Regions from separate parts of the Homo sapiens genome. Here region 2 is linked to region 1. Evidence: read pairs that join two places in POLR2A ChIA-PET (ENCODE). Cell type or tissue: PC-9. All regions are shown on one strand. Links, peaks and the distances in the headings refer to the core of each region. The heading gives the core; the rest is flanking DNA.

What was found. ChIA-PET counts read pairs that join two places held together with the same protein. Peaks named below come from ENCODE experiments on the same cell type or tissue, not always from the same donor. Only the 100,000 strongest peaks of a DNase experiment are listed, where the experiment ranks them.
Region 2: POLR2A ChIA-PET joins it to region 1 with 12 read pairs; 15 of 35 experiments call an interaction of 5 or more read pairs at or near these places.

The regions. Positions count from the first base shown.
Region 1 is chr11:62,567,555-62,571,333 of GRCh38, forward strand. It overlaps EEF1G (eukaryotic translation elongation factor 1 gamma), which reads right to left. Exons shown (of 10, transcript NM_001404.5): 5 at 3,411-3,554. Among named protein-coding and RNA genes, the nearest start is that of MIR6747, 2.4 kb to the left of the region's middle. In PC-9, for the core only: no CTCF peak of the experiment used is centred there; no DNase peak of the experiment used is centred there; H3K27ac peaks cover 312 bases.
Region 2 is chr11:62,467,907-62,483,843 of GRCh38, forward strand. It overlaps a transcript of AHNAK not described here. Among named protein-coding and RNA genes, the nearest start is that of SCGB1A1, 57 kb to the left of the region's middle. In PC-9, for the core only: no CTCF peak of the experiment used is centred there; no DNase peak of the experiment used is centred there; H3K27ac peaks cover 1,275 bases.

The DNA.
Region 1 (3,779 bases), core at 80-2,579:
AGTCAGTGGAAAGGCCCTGAAGAGTTCTGTTCACAGCAAGAGTCCTTGCTCTACCTAAGTCCCAGTGCTCACCTTCTTTTCAAACCCTATAGACAATAGCTTCATACAACATCATCCTTCCCTGGATTACTTCCCATTTCTTCATTTTTTTCAATTTTTTTTTTTTTTGAGACAGAGTCTCACTCTATCGCTCAGGCTGGGGTGCAATGGCGTGATCTCAGCTCACTGCAGCCTCCATCTCCTGGGTTCAAGTGATTCTCGTGCCTCAGCCTCCCATGCCTTAGCCTTCTGAGTAGCTGGGACTACAGGTGCCTGCCACCACACCCAGCTAATTTTTGTACTTTTAGTAGAGATGGGGTTTCGCCCTGTTGGCCAGGCTGTTCTCGAACTCTGACCTCAAGTGATCCGCCCACCTCGGCCTCCCAAACTGCTGGGATCTCCGAGGCGGGCGGATCACGAGGTCAGGAGATCGAGACCATCCTGGCTAACACGGTGAACCCCCATCTCTCCTAAAAATAAAAAAATTAGCTGGGCGTGATGGCGGGCAGCTGTAGTCCCAGCTACTCGGGACGCTAAGGCAGGAGAATGGCGTGAACCCGGGAGGCGGAGCTTGCAGTGAGCGGAGATCGCGGCACTGCATTCCAGCCTGGGTGACAGAGTGACTCTGTCTCAAAAAAAAAAAAATTAGCTGGGCGTGGTGGCACGTGCCTGTAGTCCCAGCTACTCCAGAGGCTGAGGCAGGAGACTCACTTAAACCCAGGAGGTGGAGGTTGCAGTGAACCGAGATCACGCCACTGCACTCCAGCTTGGGTGACAGAGTGAGACTCTGTCTCAAAAAAAAAAAAAAAAAAAAAAAATTTTAATAGAGATGGGGTCTCACTATGTTGCCCAGGCTTATCTTGAACTCGCATGCTCAAGCAATCCTCCTGCCCTGGCCTCCTAAAGTGCTGGGATTACCCGTGAGCCACCACACCTGGCCTCCATTTCTTTTTCTAATCTTTTTTTTCAGTGTAGTCCAGTTTAATGGATGGATGCTTGGGTCCATCCTCCATTTAGGAGTAGGAGTAATAATTGTCTTGCTCCTTTACAAAACTATTTCAGATCTACTGTTTCCAATCTTTTAAATTTCAAACGTCGGCCAGGAGCGGTGGCTCACGCCTATAATCCCAGCACTTTGGGAGGCCGAGGCGGGCAGATAACCTGAGGTCAGGAGTTCGAGACCAGCCTGGCAAACATGGTGAAACCCCGCCTCTCCTAAAAATACAAAAATCAGCCAGGCATGGTTGCACATGCCCGTAATCCCAGCTACTCAGGAGGCTGAGGCAAGAGAATCACTTGAACCCGGGAGGCAGAAGTTGCAGTGAGCCGAGATCGCGCCATCGCACTCCAGCCTGGGGGACAAGAGCGAGACTTCGTCTCAAAAAAAAAAAAAGATTGAGACCCACAGAGGGCTATCGAGGACTTTTTTGCCAAATAAAATCTAAACACTATAGGTATTTACTATCTATATTGGCCATACTATACACACACGCACACACACACACACACCCCCCACACCCACCCATCCATCAAACTTCAGAAAGTAAAGAACATTCAAAGAAAATATTCAAACGCATTTAGAATAATGGACAGTCCTGGCTGGGTGTGGTGGCTCACCCCCGCAATCCCAGCACTTGGGAGGCCGAGGCGGGTGGATCACCTGAGGTCCTCAGGAGATCAAGACCAGTCTGACCAACATGGCAAAACCCCATCTCTGCTAAAAATACAAAATTAGACGGGTTTGGTGGCGCATGCCTGTAATCCCAGCTACTTGGGAGGCTGAGGCAGGAGAATCGCTTGAACCTGGGAGGTGGAGGTTGCAATGAGCCAAGATCGTGCCACTGCACTCCAGCCTGGGTGACAGAGCAAGACTCTGTCAAAATAAATACATAAATAAATAAATAATGGACAGTCCTTCAAATTAAACTTAGTGTCTGGTGTATTAAGCATGGTCAAAGAAAAATAAGAATAAACAGCTTCAGGTAGAACTGTTGTCAGTTTTCAGTTTGCAAAGCTTCAGGTAGAACTGTTGTCATTTTTTAGTTTGCAAAGACCAGAAGAGGAAAAAAAATCTTGTCATGGAAACAGAACACAGCAGTCAGAGTGCTGGTTCCACAGTACTTGGGTTCAAATTCTACTCTACCACTTAGTAGATTCACTCACTAAGATGATCCCCATGAGGCCCCTGGCACAGGGTCTGGCATGCAGTAAGTGTTTTTTCTTTTGCTATGATCACATTACTATTCTGGACCAGCATCAGTCCAAGAGCTTTTATTTGGAAACCAGTGACTTGTCATTCTTTTTTGACCCAATAACCTTGACAGTGATTATTACTACCCTGATTTTATAGATTGCAAAGAGTAAAAAACAGGACTAAAGGAATTCACCCGCATATAACCCCTTACCTACATTGGTAAACAATGAAGCCAAGGCTTGAACCTGTATCTGTCTCCAAAAGAGCTTAAAGAGCTTTTTTTTTTTTTTTGAGATGGAGTCTCGCTCTTGTCCCCCAGGCTGGAGCACAGTAGCTGGATCTTGGCTCACTGCTACCTCCACCTCCTGGGTTCAAGCCATTCTCCTGCCTCAGCCTCCCAAGTAGCTGGGATTACAGGCTCCTACCACCACGCCCGGCTAATTTTCGTATTTTTAATAGAGACAGGGTTTCGCCATGCTGGCCAGGATGGTCTCGAACTCCTGACCTCAAGTGATCCACCCGCCTAGGCCTCCCAAAGTGCTGGGATTATAGGTGTTAGACACAGTGCCTGGCCTGCCTCCAAAAAGATCTTAATGCTGAAGCTACCATCATCACCTCTGTCTTCACAACTAAGAATAACCAATCTTCCCAGGAAATATGGCAACAAACTAAACATCTTAGCTGCCAAACAGAAACTAAAGGCAAGACATTACCCAGCTTCTTAAGAGAATGGAAAGCAAGTGATGGTACTCAGTCCTGGGATTCCTGGCTGTTTTTTGTTTGTTTTGACACGAAGTCTCACTCTCACCCAGGCTGGAGTGCAGTGGGGCGATCGCTGCTCACTGCAACCTCCACCTCCCAGATTCAAGTGATTCTTGTGCCTCAGCCTCCCAAGTAGCTGGGGCTATAGGTGTGCGCCACCACACCTGGCTAATTTTTTGTATTTTTAGTAGAGACAGGGTTTTACCATGTTGGCCAGGCTGGTCTCAAACTCCTGACCTCAGGTGATCTGCCTACCTCGGCCCCCCAGTGTGCTCGGATTACAGGCATGAGCCACTGCACCCACCTCTAGCTGTTTTCCAAGTCCTCAGCAGAATACAGGGTAACCTAGATACCTCGTCACTTTGTTTCTAATCCCCATCTACCCACTGCCAAATGGATTTTCCATAAACTTCACCTGCTTATAGAGCCACAACAGGGTGCAGACAACTGTGATGTCAGCCAATGTCACTCGTTCGCCCACCAGAAAAGTCCTCGTCTTCAAGTAAGCATCCAGCAGCCCCAGAATTCGCCTCACTTCCTCCTTTGCATTCTCAGTGGCCTAGTGATTCAACATGATAAAACTCATCAGTGGGTACCAATCCCTTTCCCTCACCTCCCCCATTAATAGAACTAAGAGGGCTATTTTCACCTAGAAGTCTGAGCTCACCCTCACTCTCTTTCAATGGAGGCAGATCCTAGGGTCATTCTAAATGTATTACAAACAATGAACTTCAGAGGTCCTCTGGTCCAGCCACCCCCTTACCATTTGGTATAATCTCTTCAC
Region 2 (15,937 bases), core at 5,586-8,085, 94 kb before region 1:
GTTCAGCTCACAAAGTACTTCCTGAAGCCTTATCTCAGGTCAGACACAGTGCCGGGGTCAAGGGCTCAAAGATGAGTAAACAACACAAGGTCCCTGTCCTCTAGAATCTTCTTCCATTGAGGGATGATGATATTAGTTATATTAATTACATGGTGATTTGGCTGGGCACAGTGGCTCATGCCTGTAATCCTAGCACTTTGGGAGGCCGAAATGGGCGTTATCACTTGAGGTCAGGAGTTTGAGACTGCCTAGGCAACATGGCAAGACTCCGTCTCTACTAAAATACAAAAACTTAGCCAGGTGTGATGGCACGCGCCTGTAGTCCTAGCTACTTGGGAGGTTGAGGCAGGAGAATCGCTTGAACCTGGGAGGTGGAGGTTGCAGTGAGCTGAGATGGCCCCATTGCACTCCAGCCTGGGTGACAAAGCGAGACTCTGTCTCCCAAAAAAAAGAAAAAAAAAAAAAATATATATATATATGGGGATTTTATTCACAGAGACAGACTACAGTAAGAGCTAGGGTTGGGGTGCATAATGTATGGGCATGTGTGTACAGGTTGCTAAATAAAATTATAGGAGGCCATTGGTTTGGACTGAGCTCCTGCCCTAGGCCCAACAGATCAAACCAAAATGGAATTATTCATGCTCAAGTTCCACACCACCAAGCCAAAACTGTTCATCTGACCTTCTGAGAAATCAGGAGAAAGAGGGATAACAGCCGAATCCTCAAAAAGGCCAGTTTCAGCCAGCATGATAAGGAAGTGTCCTCTGCTTTAGCCTTTACAAGGAGGTCAAACTTCCCATGCTGATCAGTAGTGGGACTGTGCCTGTGAAGAGTCACTGCACACCAGCCTGGGCAACATAGTGAGACCCCATCTCTAGCTTAAAACAAACAAAAAAATTAAACCCTTTATAAGGACAGTAACTCTGAGACGACCCATCTGCTTTTTGTTCTCTGTTTCTGCTTTCCTCAGCTCTTTTCTGTCTTTAAAGTTAACCTCCTCTGCTCAGCTTCTTGGAACATTCATTTCATTTTGTAGAATAAGACACTGCATGATTCTAGAACTGCAAATAACAGCCAATTGGTTTGTTCTTTTTTGTGTATATGGAGAACGAGGTCTCACTATTTTGCCCAGGCAGGTCTCAAGCGATCCTCCCACCTCTGCCTCCTAGCTTGGTGTGAGCCACTTAGCCCGGCCCAATTGGGATCTCCTGATTTCCTTTTTCTTTTTTTGAGTCGGAGTCTTGTTCTGTTGCCCAGGCTGGAGTGCAGTGGTGTGGTCTTGGCTTACTGCAAACTCTGCCTCCTGGATTCAAGAGATCCTACTGCCTCAGCCTCCAGAGTACCTAGGACTACAGGTGCATGCCACCACACCCATCTAATTTTTATATTTTTAGTAAAGAGGATGTTTCACCATGTTGGCCAGGCTGGTCTTGAATTCCTGTCCTCAAGTGATCCACCTGCCTCAGCCTCCCAAAGTGCTGGGATTACAGGCGTGAACTACTGCGTCCAGCCCCAATTAGGATCTTTAACTAACTAAACATGTTGTAATTTTTGTTTGTTTGTTTGTTTGTTCGAGACAGAGTCTCACTCCATCACCCAGGCTGGAGTGCAGTTATGCAATGTCAGCTCACTGTAACCTCCGCCTCCCAGGTTCAAGCAATTGTCGTGCCTCAGCCTCCCTAGTAGCTGGAATTACAGGTATTTGCCACTACACCCAGATAAATTTTTTTGTATTTTTAGTAGAGATGGGGTTTCACTGTGTTGGCCAGGCTGGTCTTGAACTCCTGGCCTCACGTGATCTGCCCACCTCAACCTCCCAAAGTGCTGGGATTATAGGTGTGAGCCACTACGTGGGGCCTACGTGTAATTTTTGTCTTTTGACCAGATATAGCAATAGGTAATTCCACCAGGGGGAGAGGTGTCAGAAACAGAGAAAGTAACCTGTGAAACTGATTGAGTTCACAAAGTGGACAAGATAGGAAAAACAAAAAGCACAGTTCATCAATGTGTGTACTCAATCATAAACCAAAAATCACATGAAAAACCTCATAGGGTTTAGAGAATAACTCTCATAACTAGAGCTCTGGCCCCTAGCTATCAAAACCACAAAAGTTGGCCACGTGCAGTGCTCACGCCCGTAATCCCAGCACTTTGGGAGGCCAAGGTGGGCGGATCACAAAGTCAAGAGATCGAGACCATCCTGGCCAACATAGTGAAACCCCATCTCTACTAAAAATACAAAAATTAGCCGTGTGTGGCCAGGTGCAGTGGCTCACGCCTGTAATCCCAGCACTTTGGGAAGCTGAGGTGGGCAGATCACAAGGTCAGGAGTTTGAGACCAGCCTGACCAACATGGTGAAACTCTGTCTCTACTAAAAATACAAAAATTAGCCAGGCATGGTGGCATGCGCCTGTAATCCCAGCTACTCAGGAGGTTGAGGCAAGAGAATCGCTTGAACCCGGGAGGTGGAGGTTGCAGTGAGCTAAGATTGTACCACTGCACTCCAGCCTGGGTGACAGCAAGACTCTGTCTCAAAAAAAAAAAAATTAGCTGGGCGTGGTGACACACGCCTATAGTCCTAGCTACTCGGGAGGCTGAGACAGGAGAATCGCTTGAACCCGGGAGGCGGAGATTGCAGTGAGCCGAGATCGCGCCACTGCACTCCAGCCTGGGCGACAGTGAGAGACTGTCTCAAAAAACAAAAAACAAAAAACAAAAAGCTGAGTTTAAAACCCATCATCCAGATGCTCATTAATGCAGCCACAGAGTGGGGCTTGGGTGCTGATTAAAGAGTCCGACAGTGATCATCCCAGGTGGGCAACATCAATTTCAATGATGACTTCCACCAGATCATCATCTCCCACCAACCTCCATCTGTCACCTCTTTTTTCTTTCAGGGAAAAAAAAAAACCAAAACTTCTAAACAGCCACATTGTTCACAATAATCCAGTGCTTACCCAGCTGCTGAACTTCAATAGAAGAACTAAATAATACAAGATGCTGGGCCTGTTCCAGTCCCCCGAGACCTGACCGTCCCTGCTGGACAACTCAGATGCCTCATCCACCTGGGGTCAACCCCTGCAAGCTGAAAGAACGTCAGATTTTATTTATACCAATACGAAAGAAGGCTTTGGGGAGAAACTTTTGTCAGGCAAGAGCTTCAGCCTCCTGCATCCAGCTGCAGGGATGATGGCCCATGGGGAGGTGGCACACCTCAGAGGAGTCTTTTTCTGACTGCAAACACAGTCCAAGCTACCCTGGAGCAGAGTTTCTTAATAGTGACGCCTTTGACATTTTGGGCCAAAGGATTCTTTGCTGTGGGAGGCCGTCCTGTATGTTGCAGGATGTTGAGGCTACTAGGGGGGCTTTGGTTGTCGCAACTAGGGGGGGCTTCCACTGGCATCCAGTGGGCAGAAGGCACGCCAGGCTAATTTTTGTATTTTTAGTAGAGACGGAGTTTCGCCATGTTGGCCAGGCTGGTCTTGAACTCCTGACCTCAGGTGATCCGCCCACCTCAGCCTCCCAAAGTGCTGGGATTACAGGCATAAGCCACCATGCCTGACCAATTTTATACAATGTTTTAAATAATTTTGTGCATTAAACAGAATTTTGACTGTGACCTGTCACATGAGGTCAGGTGTGGAATTTTCCATTTGTGGCATCATGTCAGCACTCAAAAAAGTTTGGGTTTTGGGACATTTTGGATTTCGGATTTTTGGATTAGGGATGCTCAACCTGCACTATCACTGTACATGTTGCAAATGGGGAAGGTGAGGTTCAGAGCCCAGTAAAGGCCTGCTTGGGGGCCAGGCAGCCCATGGCAGGTGAAGCCGGACATGCCCTGAGGCCTGGGTGTGGGAGACTGGCCGGGATGCGGGTACCCACAGGCACCCCTCAGCCCCGCACACTGGCAGTTAGGAGAAAGAGAATGGCAGAGAGAAAGGGATCTGAGAAAAGCAAGAAGAGCACAAATGAAGAAAGGGAGAGGTGAGATGGACAGGGAGAGGGGTGGAGAGATAGAGGAAGGCCCATCTGCCCAATCCCTGGGTGACTTAAGGGCTGCTACGACCACTCGCCCCAGGGTCTGGGTCATCTCCCCTTGGAGCCAGGAGGCTGCCCATGACCCGGGTCCTCCTCAGGAGGAAGCACGCACAGCCCCCTTGTTGAGGCAGAGGGCTGGCTCCGTATCAGTCCTTCCCTGTGCCCACAGGCCCCCTTTCCCACATCTCTGGCCTCCTTGCCTTCACTGACTTCCCATGCCGTCACACCACCTGCCTCTAGACCTAGAGTGGGCCCAGCCCCGGCCTCCACTTGGATTGACCTCTGTGGCTCTCACCCGACTCCTCTCACCCTCTGTAGACCGCACAGCCAGACACCCACCTGACCCAGACCCTCCCCACTGCTGGCCTTCCTTTATCAGCTCCTTGCCTTCCCCTCTGACCCATGGCTCACTGACCCTCCCTGCATGGGCCAGTCCTCACAACTGTTCTTCTACTGTCCTTCCACTCTGAGTTCTTAGGCTTTTGTCAACACCCCAGCCCTCAGCAATGCCTGCCAGAAACCACCCCAATCCCAAGGCCCCACTGTCACCCTTACCCAAATCTCCTCCTTCCCGCCTCTCAGCCCACACTCACTGATGAGTCATCATCCAGCCCTCACCATCCCTATGAAGTCAACCCTCAAACCCTGTGCCAGGACAGCACAGCCCCCACCCCCTGCCACCATCCTCTCCTATAAATTCTCAAAGAATGGTCCAGACTCCTACATGAGAACTACCAGGGCCCTTTGCTTAAAATACTGTGACAGTGAAATAAGCCAGACACAAAAAGACAAATGCTGTATAACTCCACTTATCTGAGGTACCTGCAGTAGTAAAATTCACGAAACAAAGTAGGGCTAGGTGCAGTGACTCATGCCTGTAATCCCAGCAATTTGAGAGGCCAAGGCGGGTGGATCGCTTGAGGTCAGGAGGTCAAGACCAGCCTGGCCAACATAGTGAAAACTTGTCTCTACTAAAAATACAAAAATTAGCCGAAACAGTGGTGCATGCCTGTAACCCAGCTACTCGGGAGGCTGAGGCACAAGAATCACTTGAACCCAGGAGGCAGAGGTTGCAGTGAGCCAAGTTCACACCACTATACTCCACCCTGGGCAACAGAGCAAGACTCCATCTCAAAAAAAAAAAAAAAAAAAAAAAAAAAAAAGGCCAGGTGCGGTGGCTCATGTCTGTAATCCCAACAGTTTGGGAAGCCAAAGCGGGTGGATCACAAGGTCAGGAGTTCGAGACCAGCCTGGTCAACATGGTGAAACCCTGTCTCTACTAAAGACACAAAAAAATTAGCCGGGCATGGTGGCGGGCACCTGTAATCCCAGCTACTTGAGGGGCTGAGGCAGGAGAATCGCTTGAACTCAGAGGTTGCAGTGAGCCGAGATCATGCCATTGCACTCCAGCTTGGGCAAAAGGTCGAGACTCCATCTAAAAAAAAAAAAAAAAAAAAAAAAAGGCTGGGTGCGGTGGCTCACGCCTGTAATCCCAGCACTTTGGGAGGCCAAGGCGGGTGGACCACAAGGTCAGGAGATCGAGACCAAGGTGAAACCCCGTCTCTCCTAAAAATACAAAAACAATTAGTCGGGCGTGGTGGCAGGCGCCTGTAGTCCCAGTTACTCAGGAGGCTGAGACAGGAGACTGGCGTGAACCTGGGAGGCAGAGCTTGCAGTGAGCCAAGTTTGTGTCACTGCACTCCAGCCTGGGCGACAGAGCAAGACTCCGTCTCAAAAAAAAAAAAGCTGTATAAAACAATGATAGGAACCAGGCTCAGGTCACGCTATAATCCCAGCACTTTAGGAGGCTGAGGCTGGAGGATTGCTTGAGCCCAGGAGTTCCAGACCAGCCTGGACAACATGGTGAGACCCCCACCTCTACAAAAAAAATAAACAAAATTAGCTGGACATGGTGATGTGTGCCTGTAGTCTCAGCTACTCGGGAGGCTAAGGTAGGAGGATCACTGGAGGCTTGGAGGTTGAGGCTGCAGTGAGCCATGATCAAACCACTACACTCCAGCCTGGATGACAGAGTGATACCCTGTCTCAAAAAAAAAAAATAGGTAAGTGAGGTGACAGACATGTTAATGAGCTTGATTTAATCACTGTACATTGTATACATATATCAAATATGTCAATCAAAAATAATAGTAATAATTTATAAATAAAATAATTTAAAAATTAGAAATGCAATGACAAATCAGAAATCTTGGGAGGGGGCCCAGAAACCTACATCTTTTTTTTTTTTTTTGAAACAGAGTCTCGCTCTGTTGCCCAGGCTGGAGTGCAGTGGCACGATCTTGGCTCACTGCAACCTCCACCTCCCAGGTTCAAGTGATTCTCCTGCCTCAGCCTCCTGAGTAGCTGGGATTACAGGTGCATGCCACCACGCCCAGCTAATTTTTATATATTTAGTAGAGACGGGGTTTCACCACGTTAGTCAGGCTGGTCCTCGAACTGCTGACCTCGTGATCTGCCCTCAGCCTCCCAAAGTGCTGGGATTACAGGCATCAGCCACCACACCCGGCCCTCAGAAACCTACATCTTTAACCAGCTCCCCAGTGATTCTTATGCACCTTAAGTGGAAGAACTGAGAATTGCTGCCGCTTCTTAGCTGCGTAAGCTCGGCCAAGTTGCCAAAACTCTGCAGCCTCAATTTCCCCACCTGCGAATGGACACGAGGCCTTCCTCACAAGGATCTTGTGAGAGTCACATGAGATAAGGAATATAAAGAGCCAGGGACTGACAGCTGGTTGACAAAAGTGAGCTGGACATTTAGTCAGTTTGCGGACATACACTGAGCACCCCGTGCTGGGTCCTGGAAATAGGAGAGTGAGCAAACAATGTCCCAACATCCTGGTGCTTGAAGACAGTGGGGTGTCTTCCTTCTCCCACCTTCAGGCCTCTGAAAAGCTACCTGCTGGAAAGGAACATCTGGCAACAGGTAGGGAGGATCCTGACCTCAGAGGCTGGTGAGGAAGAGGGACCCAGGAGAAGCCGCTGCACTGGCAGGGACAGTGACAGAGGCGAGGTGCAGAGGGTCATCAGGGCACTTAAAAGGGGACCCTGGGCCGGGCACGGTGGCTCACGCCCGTAATCCCAACACTTTGGGAGGCAGAGGTGGGCGGATCACCTGAGGTCAGGAGTTCGAGACCAACCTGACCAACAAGGTGAAACCCTGTCTCTACTAAAAATACAAAAATTAGCCAGGCATAGTGGCAGGTGCCTGTAGTCCCAGCTACTCAGGAGGCTGAAACAGGAGAATTGCTCAAACCCAAGAGGCAGAGGTTGCAGTGAGCCGAGATCGCACCATTGCACTCCAACCTGGGGCAATAGAGCGAGACTTTGTCTCAAAAAAAAGGTGGGGGGACCCCTGCAGCCATCAAAATGAACAAGATCCTGTCTTTTGTGGGAACGTGGATGGAGGTGGAGGCCATTATCCTCAGCAAACTAACACAGGAACAGAAAACCAAATATGGCATGTTCTCACTTATAAGTGGGAGCTAAATGATGAGCACTCATAAACACAAAGAAGGGAGCAACTGACACTGAGGTCTATTGGGTTGGTGCAAAAGTAACTGCACTTTTGCATTGTTGAAATTTGCGTTTGATATTGGAATATATTCTTAAATAAATGTGGTTATGTTATACTTTTTTTTTTTTTTTTTTTTTAGACAGAGTCTCACTCTGTCACCCAGGCCAGAGTGCAGTGGCGCGATCTCAGCTCACCGAAACCTCTGCCTTCTGGTCTCAGGTGATTCTCCTGCCCCAGCCTCCCAAGTAGCTGGGATTACAGGCGCCCGCCATCACACCCAGCTAATTTTTGTATTTTTAGTAGAGACGAGGTTTCACCATGTTGGCCAGGCTCGTCTCGAGCTCCTGACCTCAGGTGATCCGCCCGCCTCAGTCTCCCAAAGTGCTGGGATTACAGGTGTGAGCCACCGCCCCCGGCTATATATCACTTGAAGGCGCATTTCTCGCCTTAAGTTTTTTTGCTAATGACTTATTACTTGCTGTTTATTTTATGTTTATTTTAGACTATGGAAATTATGTTAGACCAAAGCAAATTCAAGCTATTTTCTTATTCAAGTTCAAAATGGGTTGTAAAGCAGCAGAGACAACTGGCAACATCAATGCATTCGGCCCAGGAACCGCTAATGAGCATACAGTGCAGTGGTGGTACAAGTTCTGGCCGGACGGCTGAGGCAGCCGGATCACCTGAGGTCAGGAGTTCGAGATCAGCCTGGCCAACATGGCGAAACTCCCATCTCTACTAAAAATACAAAAATTAGCTGGGCATGGTGGCGCATGGCTATAATTCCAGCTACTTGCTAGGCTGAGGCAGGAGAATCACTTGAACCTGGCAGGCAGAGGTTGTAATGAGCCGAGATTGCACCACTGCTCTCCACCCTGCCTGGGCGACAGAGCAAGACTCCGTCTCAAAAAAAAGTTTTGCAAAGGAGACAAGAGCCTTGAAGATGAGGAGCGTCGTGGCGCCAGCCATTAGAAGTTGACAATGACCAATTGAGAGAAATAATCAAAGACCCTCTTAAACCTACACGAGAAGTTCCCGAAGAACTCAACATGGACATTGGACGGTCGTTCAGCATTTGAAGCAAATTGGAAAGGTGAAAAAGCTTTATAAGTGGGTGCCTCATGAGCTGAGCAAAAATTAAAACAAAACAAACAAAAAAAAACATCATTTTGAAATGTCTTCTCTTATTCTACGCAACAACAATGAACCATTTCTCGATCAGATTGTGACGTGAGACAAAAAGTGGATTTTAAACGACAACTGTCGATGACCGGTGGTTGGACCAAGAGAAAGAAGCTCCAAAGCACTTCCCAAAGCCAAGCTTGTACCAAAAGAAGGTCATGGTCACTGGTGGTCTGCTGCCAGTCTGATCCACTACAGCTTTCTGAATCCTGGCAAAACCATTACATTTAAGATATATGCTCAGCAAATTGATGAGATGCACCAAAAACTGCAATGCCTGCAGCCGGCATTGGTTGCAGAAATCACCCAATTCTTCTCCATGACAATGCCCGACCGCATGTCACACAACACTTCAAAAGTTGAACGAATTGTACTACGAAGTTTTGCCTCCTCTGCCATATTCACTTGACCTCTCGCCAACTGACTACCACTTCTTCAGGCATCTCGACAACTTTTTGCAGGGAAAACGCTTCCACAACCAGCAGGATGCAGAAAATGCTTTCTAAGAGTTCGTCGAATCCCGAAGCATGGATTTATATGCTACAGGAATGAAAAAACTTATTTCTCATTAGCAAAAATGTGTTGATTGTAACGCTTCCTATTTTGGTTAATAAAGATGTGTTTGAGCCTAGTTATAATGATTTCAAATACATGGTCTGAAGCCGCAATTATTTTTGCACCAATACTTGAGGGTGGAGGGTGGGAGGAGGAGAGAGAGAAGCAGAAAAGATAACTATTGGGTACTGAACTTAATTCCTGGGTGATGAAATAACCTGTACAACAAGCCCCGTGTCATGAGTGTACCTATGTAGCAAACATTCACATGCACCCCCGAACCTAAAATAAAAGTTATAGGGCAAGTGCCGTGGCTCACGCCTGTAATCCCAGCACTTTGGGAGGCCAAGGCGGGCAGATCACAGGTCAGGAGTTCGAGACCAGCCTGGCCAACATGGTGAAACCCCTCTGTACTAAAAATAACAAAAATTAGCCAGGCATGGTGGCCGGCGCCTGTAGTCCCAGCTACTAGGGAGGCTGAGGCAGGAGAATCACTTGAACCCGGGAGGCGGAGGTTGCAGTGAGCTGAGACCGCGCCACTGCACTCCAGCCTAGGCAAAAGAGTGAAACTCCATCTCAAAAAAAAAAAAAAGTTATAAAAAGCAGGGGGATCCCAGTCAAGCCCTGGGCCAAGGCTTTCCAGAGGTGGTGATGGTTGTGCAGAAACCTGGAAGATAATTGGCTTAGGGGATGGGGGGCCTTCCTGGCCAAGGAGTAACATGTGTATAGGTACAGAGGCCTCTGGAACATTTGAGGAAGCGAAAGAAGGCCAGGGTGGTGAAGCCCGGGACCTGTACACCAAGAGCAAAGGGAAGTCAGGTGGACTCAAAATCCTCCCAGGAATTCCTCTCCGCAGGACTCAGTGCTATCTTAAGAGCAGAGCCCCTGGCCTCCCATCTCCTCCCCCACTATTCCAGGTGGTTTCTTAGAATGGCCTCTCACCACCACCCGCAGCCTCACCCAGCAGATCTGGTCAGGTCTGGTCAGCACACACATTCGCTCTTCTTCTCAGCTAGGGCCCAGGGGCTAAGCAGGAGCTGGGGCTGAGCCCCTGAGGTCTTTTCACACTAAGACTGGACCCTCCAGCCCCTGACAGGGCTCACCCCAGGGCTCCCCAACAAATTCAGGAGAGCAATGATACAAGAATGCCTCTTCTTTGATTTTGTTCTTGTCCTTTACTTCTCCCAAATTATTGCCCCTAGCAATGCCTAGAAAACAGGACAGGGTGCCGGGTGCCGGTGGCTCACTCCTGCAATCCCAGCAGTTTGGGAGGCCAAGGTTGGGGCTTGGAGATGGAGATTGCTTGAGCCCAGGAGTTCCTGACCAACCTAGGCAACACGGCAAGACCTCATCTCTACAACAACAACGACAAAAATTAGCTGGGCATGGTGGCACACGCCTGTGGTCCTAGCTACTCAGGAGACTGAGGTGCGAGGATCGCTTGAACCCAGGAGATCGATCCTCCTGCAGTGAGCCGTGATCATACCACTGCACTCCAGCCTGGGTGACAGAATGAGACCCTGCCTCAAAAAAAAAAAAAAAAAAAAAGAGAGAGAAAAGAAAAGAGCAAAAGAGGAAAATGTACACCATTAATACACCATTAAAAAAATCCCTCCTAGGCCTTTGATGACACTGTTTCACTAATTTTTTTTGTTTGTTTGTTTGTTTCTAAAACAGAGTCTTGCTCTGTCTCCCAGGCTGGAGTACAGTGGCGCAATCTCAGCTCACTACAACCTCCGCCTCCTGGATTCAAGTGATTCTCCTGCCTCAGCCTCCTGAGTAGCTGGAACTACAGACACATGCCACTGCGCTCGGCTAATTTCTTTTCATTAATGTTGACACAGTTAAGATGACAGAGTCTGTCTACTTCAGCACTTATTGTAATAAGATAGTAGGACAACTTTTCTAAGAGCTTTGCTTTCTTTTCTTTTTTTTTCTTTTTTCTTTTTTTTTTTTTTTTTGATACGGAGTTTCCCTCTTGTTACCCAGGTTGGGGTACAATGGCACGATCTCGGCTCACTGCAACCTCTGCCTCCCAGGTTCAAGTGATTTTCCTGCCTCGGCCTCCCGAGTAGCTGGGATTACAGGCATGCACCACCACGTCTGGCTAATTTTGTATTTTTAATGGAGACAGGGTTTCTCCACGTTGGTCAGGCTGATCTCGAACTCCTGACCTCAGGTGATCCGTCTACCTCAGCCTCCCAAAGTACTGGGATTACGGGCGTGAGCTACCCTGCCCAGCCCCTTTTTTTTTTTTAAGAGAGCCATTACTTGGGTAGTTTGGGGTCTGCGAAGTGCTAAAAATACTAGAAAATTACCTGAATATTTTTGTCAGGCCAACATTTTTGTCTTGGGTACAAGGAGGGTGGGAAGTTTGCCAGACTGCTCATAAGCCTTCTATTAAGATGTTTCCCTAAGAACCTGTCACCATGCAGAGGGGAATACCCCATACAAGCAGCAGGTCTCCATCTCCCCAACCAAATGCCTTCCATTCCCTTCTTCCACGACGCACGAAACAGATAAGGCATGAAATCAAAGCTCTCTTTCCAGAACCGGCTCTCCAAGTGGGTGATCCATTCCTGCATGCAATCTTGTCCTTTTGCCTGTTTAACTGTGAAACTATTCTTGAAAGTATTCCAAAGTGGCTTTAGGGAATATTCATATCTTGACTGTTTTTCACTTCAATAAAAAGTTAAGGCAAACTTGGCCCATTCCGGGGAGCTGGAATCCAGAGGGGAGGGAGATGAGGTCCCAGTGCTCCTTCTGGCTGGGTTCTGCCGGATTTATAGGAGGGCCTCACACCCCTCACCCCTGATTTCAAGCAGGAGGGTAGCAGGCAGAGCTTGGGAAGCCTCACCCGGACCCTGCCACCTGCCAGGAAGGTCAGGGCCCTGCTCCCCTGCCTGTGCCCACTGCTGGGAGCAGGCTGGACCCAGTGGCCAGCTGTCCTGGACAGTGACAGCCACAGAACCCTCAGCCCTGCCAATCTTGCCTCGGATCCTTTCTAAATCCCTTTAGCAGTTGATACTTTAGGGGTGGGAGGAAATAAATCTCAAGGGTTAAATTAAATTTCTGCTTGTGACAGAGTTCACTCCAGGTACATCCATTCAGAGGCTAATCAGGCAAACCTGAGATTAACAGAGAAAGGCCTGACTTTGCCAGGCACAGTGACTCACGCCTGTAATCCCAGCACTTTGGGAGGCCGAGGTGGGTGGATCACAAGGTCGGGAGTTCAAGATCCGCCTGGCCAAGATGGTGAAACCCCGTCTCTACTAAAAAATACAAAAATTAGCCGGGCACGGTGGCGGGTGCCTGTAATCCCAGCTACGTGGGAGGTTGAAGCAGGAGAATCGCTTGAACCCGGGAGGTGGAGGTTGCAGTGAGCCGAGATTGCGCCATTGCACTCCAGCCTGGGTGACAGAGCAAGACTCTATCTCAAAAAAAGAAAAGAAAAGAAAAGAAAAAAAAGAAAGGCCTGACTCTTTCTCAGTGGTCCTGGACTCTGAAACCCTGACCTCTGTCCCCAAACAGGGCCTTCCTTCCTGAGCTCTCTGCTATGCAAGGAATTCTGCGTGCAGTTAAAAAAAAAAAAAAAAAAAAAAAACCTGGATTTGCTGCCTTCTGGTCTGACCAAGTTGGAATGCGCAGCGTGAAGAAATGCTCGTTGCCTAGGCAGGAACAGCCATCCACAGGAAAACAGACCTCAGTAAATAATGTCCTCGACCTTCCCCCAAAAGCCCAGAGGCTGCCTCCTGTGAGTAACCGATGAAACCCGAGGCGCTCCTGTAGCTCCTGGGCTGATCCCTCTCCAGGAGATGACTTGGATGAGAAGGAAGGTGCTATGGGCTTCTCTTTTCTTTTTTTGGTTTTTTTTTTTTTGGTTTTTTTTTTGTTTTTTTGAGACAGAGTTTCGCACTTGTTGCCCAGACTGGAGTGCAGTGGCGCAGTCACGGCTCACTGCAACCTCTGCCTCCCGAGTTCAAGCAGTTCTCCTGTCTCAACCTCCCGAGTAGCTGGGATTACAGGTGCCCACCACTGCACCCAGCTAATTTTTGTATTTTTTAGTAGAGACAGAGTTTCACCATTTTGGCCAGGCTGGTCCTGAACTCCTGATCTCAGGTAATCCACCCACCTCGGCCTCCCAGAGTGCTGGGACTACAGGAGTGAGCCACTGTACCTGGCCTTGGGCTTCCCCTTTCTTCCATTTCCCTTGCACCATCTTTGTCTGGACCCTCAGGGTCTCGTCCCTGCCTCCACACCTCCCACCCTCAAACCTACCATTGCTACCCAAAAACCTCCCTAGACCTCAGCTTCTAGCAAGTCACCCTTCAATACTCTTTATTTTTTATTTATTTATTTATTTATTTATTTAGAGACTGAGTCTCGCTCTTTCTCCTAGGCTGGAGTGCAGTGACACGATCTTGGCTCACTGCAAGCTCCGCCTCCCGGGTTTATGCCATTCTCCTGCCTCAGCCTCTTGAGTAGCTGGGACTACAAGTGCCCACCACCATGCCTGGCTAATTTTTTGTATTTTTAGTAGAGACGGGGTTTCACCGTGGTCTCGATCTCCTGACCTCGTGATCGACCCACCTCGGCCTCCCAAAGTGCTGGGATTACAGGCGTGAACCACCGCGCCTGGCCCTTCAATACTCTTTAAAGTCTGAGTTCTTCAACCCTCTGCCTTGATGTTAAGACCTTTTACGATCCATCTCCGCCCTCTTGCCCCATCTCCCCCACCATTCCCCAATGCATGCCCTGTGTCGGGTGAGGTCAGTCTCTCTTCCCTGCTGGGTCAGCCATGCTCACTCCATCCCTGGCCCGTCACTCATGTTGTCTACATGTGGAGCTCTCCTTCAAGGCCCAGCTCATATCTCTCTTCCTCCATGAAACCTTCATCAAGATGTATTTAGGCCGGGTGCAGTGGCTCACATCTGTAATCCCAGCACTTTGGGAGCCCAAGGCGGACTGCTCACTTGAGGCCCGGAGTTCGAGACCATCCTGGCCAACATGGGGAAACCCCATCTCTACTAAAAATACAAAATTTATCCGGGCGTGGTGGTGCGTGCCTGTAGTTCCAGCTACTCAGGAAGCTGAGGCAGGAGAATCATTTGAGCCCAGGAGGCAAAGGTTGCAGTGAGCTGAGATCGCGCCACTGCACTCCAGCCTAAGTGACAGAGCGAGACTGTCTCAAAAAAAAAAATGTAGTATTTAACAGAAAGGACTCTGGAGCCCCCCTGGGTTCAAATACTGGCTTTGCCCTTCCGTTCTCTCAATGACTTTGGGCAAATTACCTAATCCTTCTGTGCCTCAGATTCCTCCACTGCCAAATCGGGATATAATTGCACCTACTCACGAGAGCTACCGTGAGGATGAAATAAATGACATCACATAAAGCATTTACGCCATGCCCGACACATAGAAAGCACCTCAGAGGGTGAGTGCTTACTGTTACCTGAGCATGCCATCCCTCCCTCATACTCTTTTCCCCAGAATGTCTCCATCTAGCATGGTAGAGACCACACCTGTCAAATTCATCTTGTACTGCTCACTGCAATTTCATGTGTAGCAAAGAGGAACAGGAACATTTTATCTGTAATCGTAGCATCGATAAGCAATAGCTTATTCATGAATGTAAAATATTCCTCATTCGTAATGTGCAGAATAAGCAGGAGAACTGGCCCTGCTTCCTCCTGGTATAATTTAACCCTTAAGAGGCCTAGGAGGAAAAAGACAGGGCAAACTATCAGGAACACAAAGACACACAAAAACGTCCACAGGATGGTCATTTGAACACCAAAAGGACAATCATTTGAACGACATGGTTTCACACCAAGAAGCACTGCCTGGAGAGTGACCTGGTCAGAGGTGGGAAACTCCACCAGCATCTGTTCCTCCTGAAAGTGAACAGCAGCCGAGTGACAGAAGACCCCGAAGGCCCAGGGCCCAAGGGACGCTACGTGGCAACAGCATCGGGGTAGGGTGGGCTGCAGGCCTTCTGCTTTACCAGAAGAATGCTGCAGGCTCATGAATCAATCAGTTCAGAGCTCAGGATGATACGGGAGTCGGGGGCCACTCAGCCTTTTCTGGCCTCCATTCCTTCAGCTTTAATTTGAAGAGAACTGGTGGAAACAGAGGATCACTAACAAATCATCCAGTTCTGAAATTCTGTCCTGTGCCAAAATGATCTACACAACACTCTCTACATAGATCAAGAAAGGGCGGGCCGGGCGCGGTGGCTCGCGCCTGTAATCCCAGCACTCTGGGAGGCCGAGGCGGGCGGATCACGAGGTCAGGAGATCGAGACCATCCTGGCTAACACGGTGAAACCCCGTCTCTACTAAAAAAAAAACTACAGCCAGGCGCGGTGGCTCACGCCTGTAATCCCAGCGCTTTGGGAGGCCGAGGCAGGCGGATCATGAGGTCAGGAGATCGAGACCATCCTGGCTAACACGGTGAAACCCTGTCTCTACTAAAAATACAAAAAAAATAGCCAGGCGTGGTGGCTGGCACCTGTAGTCCCAGCTACTCCAGAGGCTGAGGCAGGAGAATGGCGTGAACCTGGGAGGCAGAGCTTGCAGTGAGCCAAGATTGTGCCACTGCACTCCAGCCTGGGCGACAGA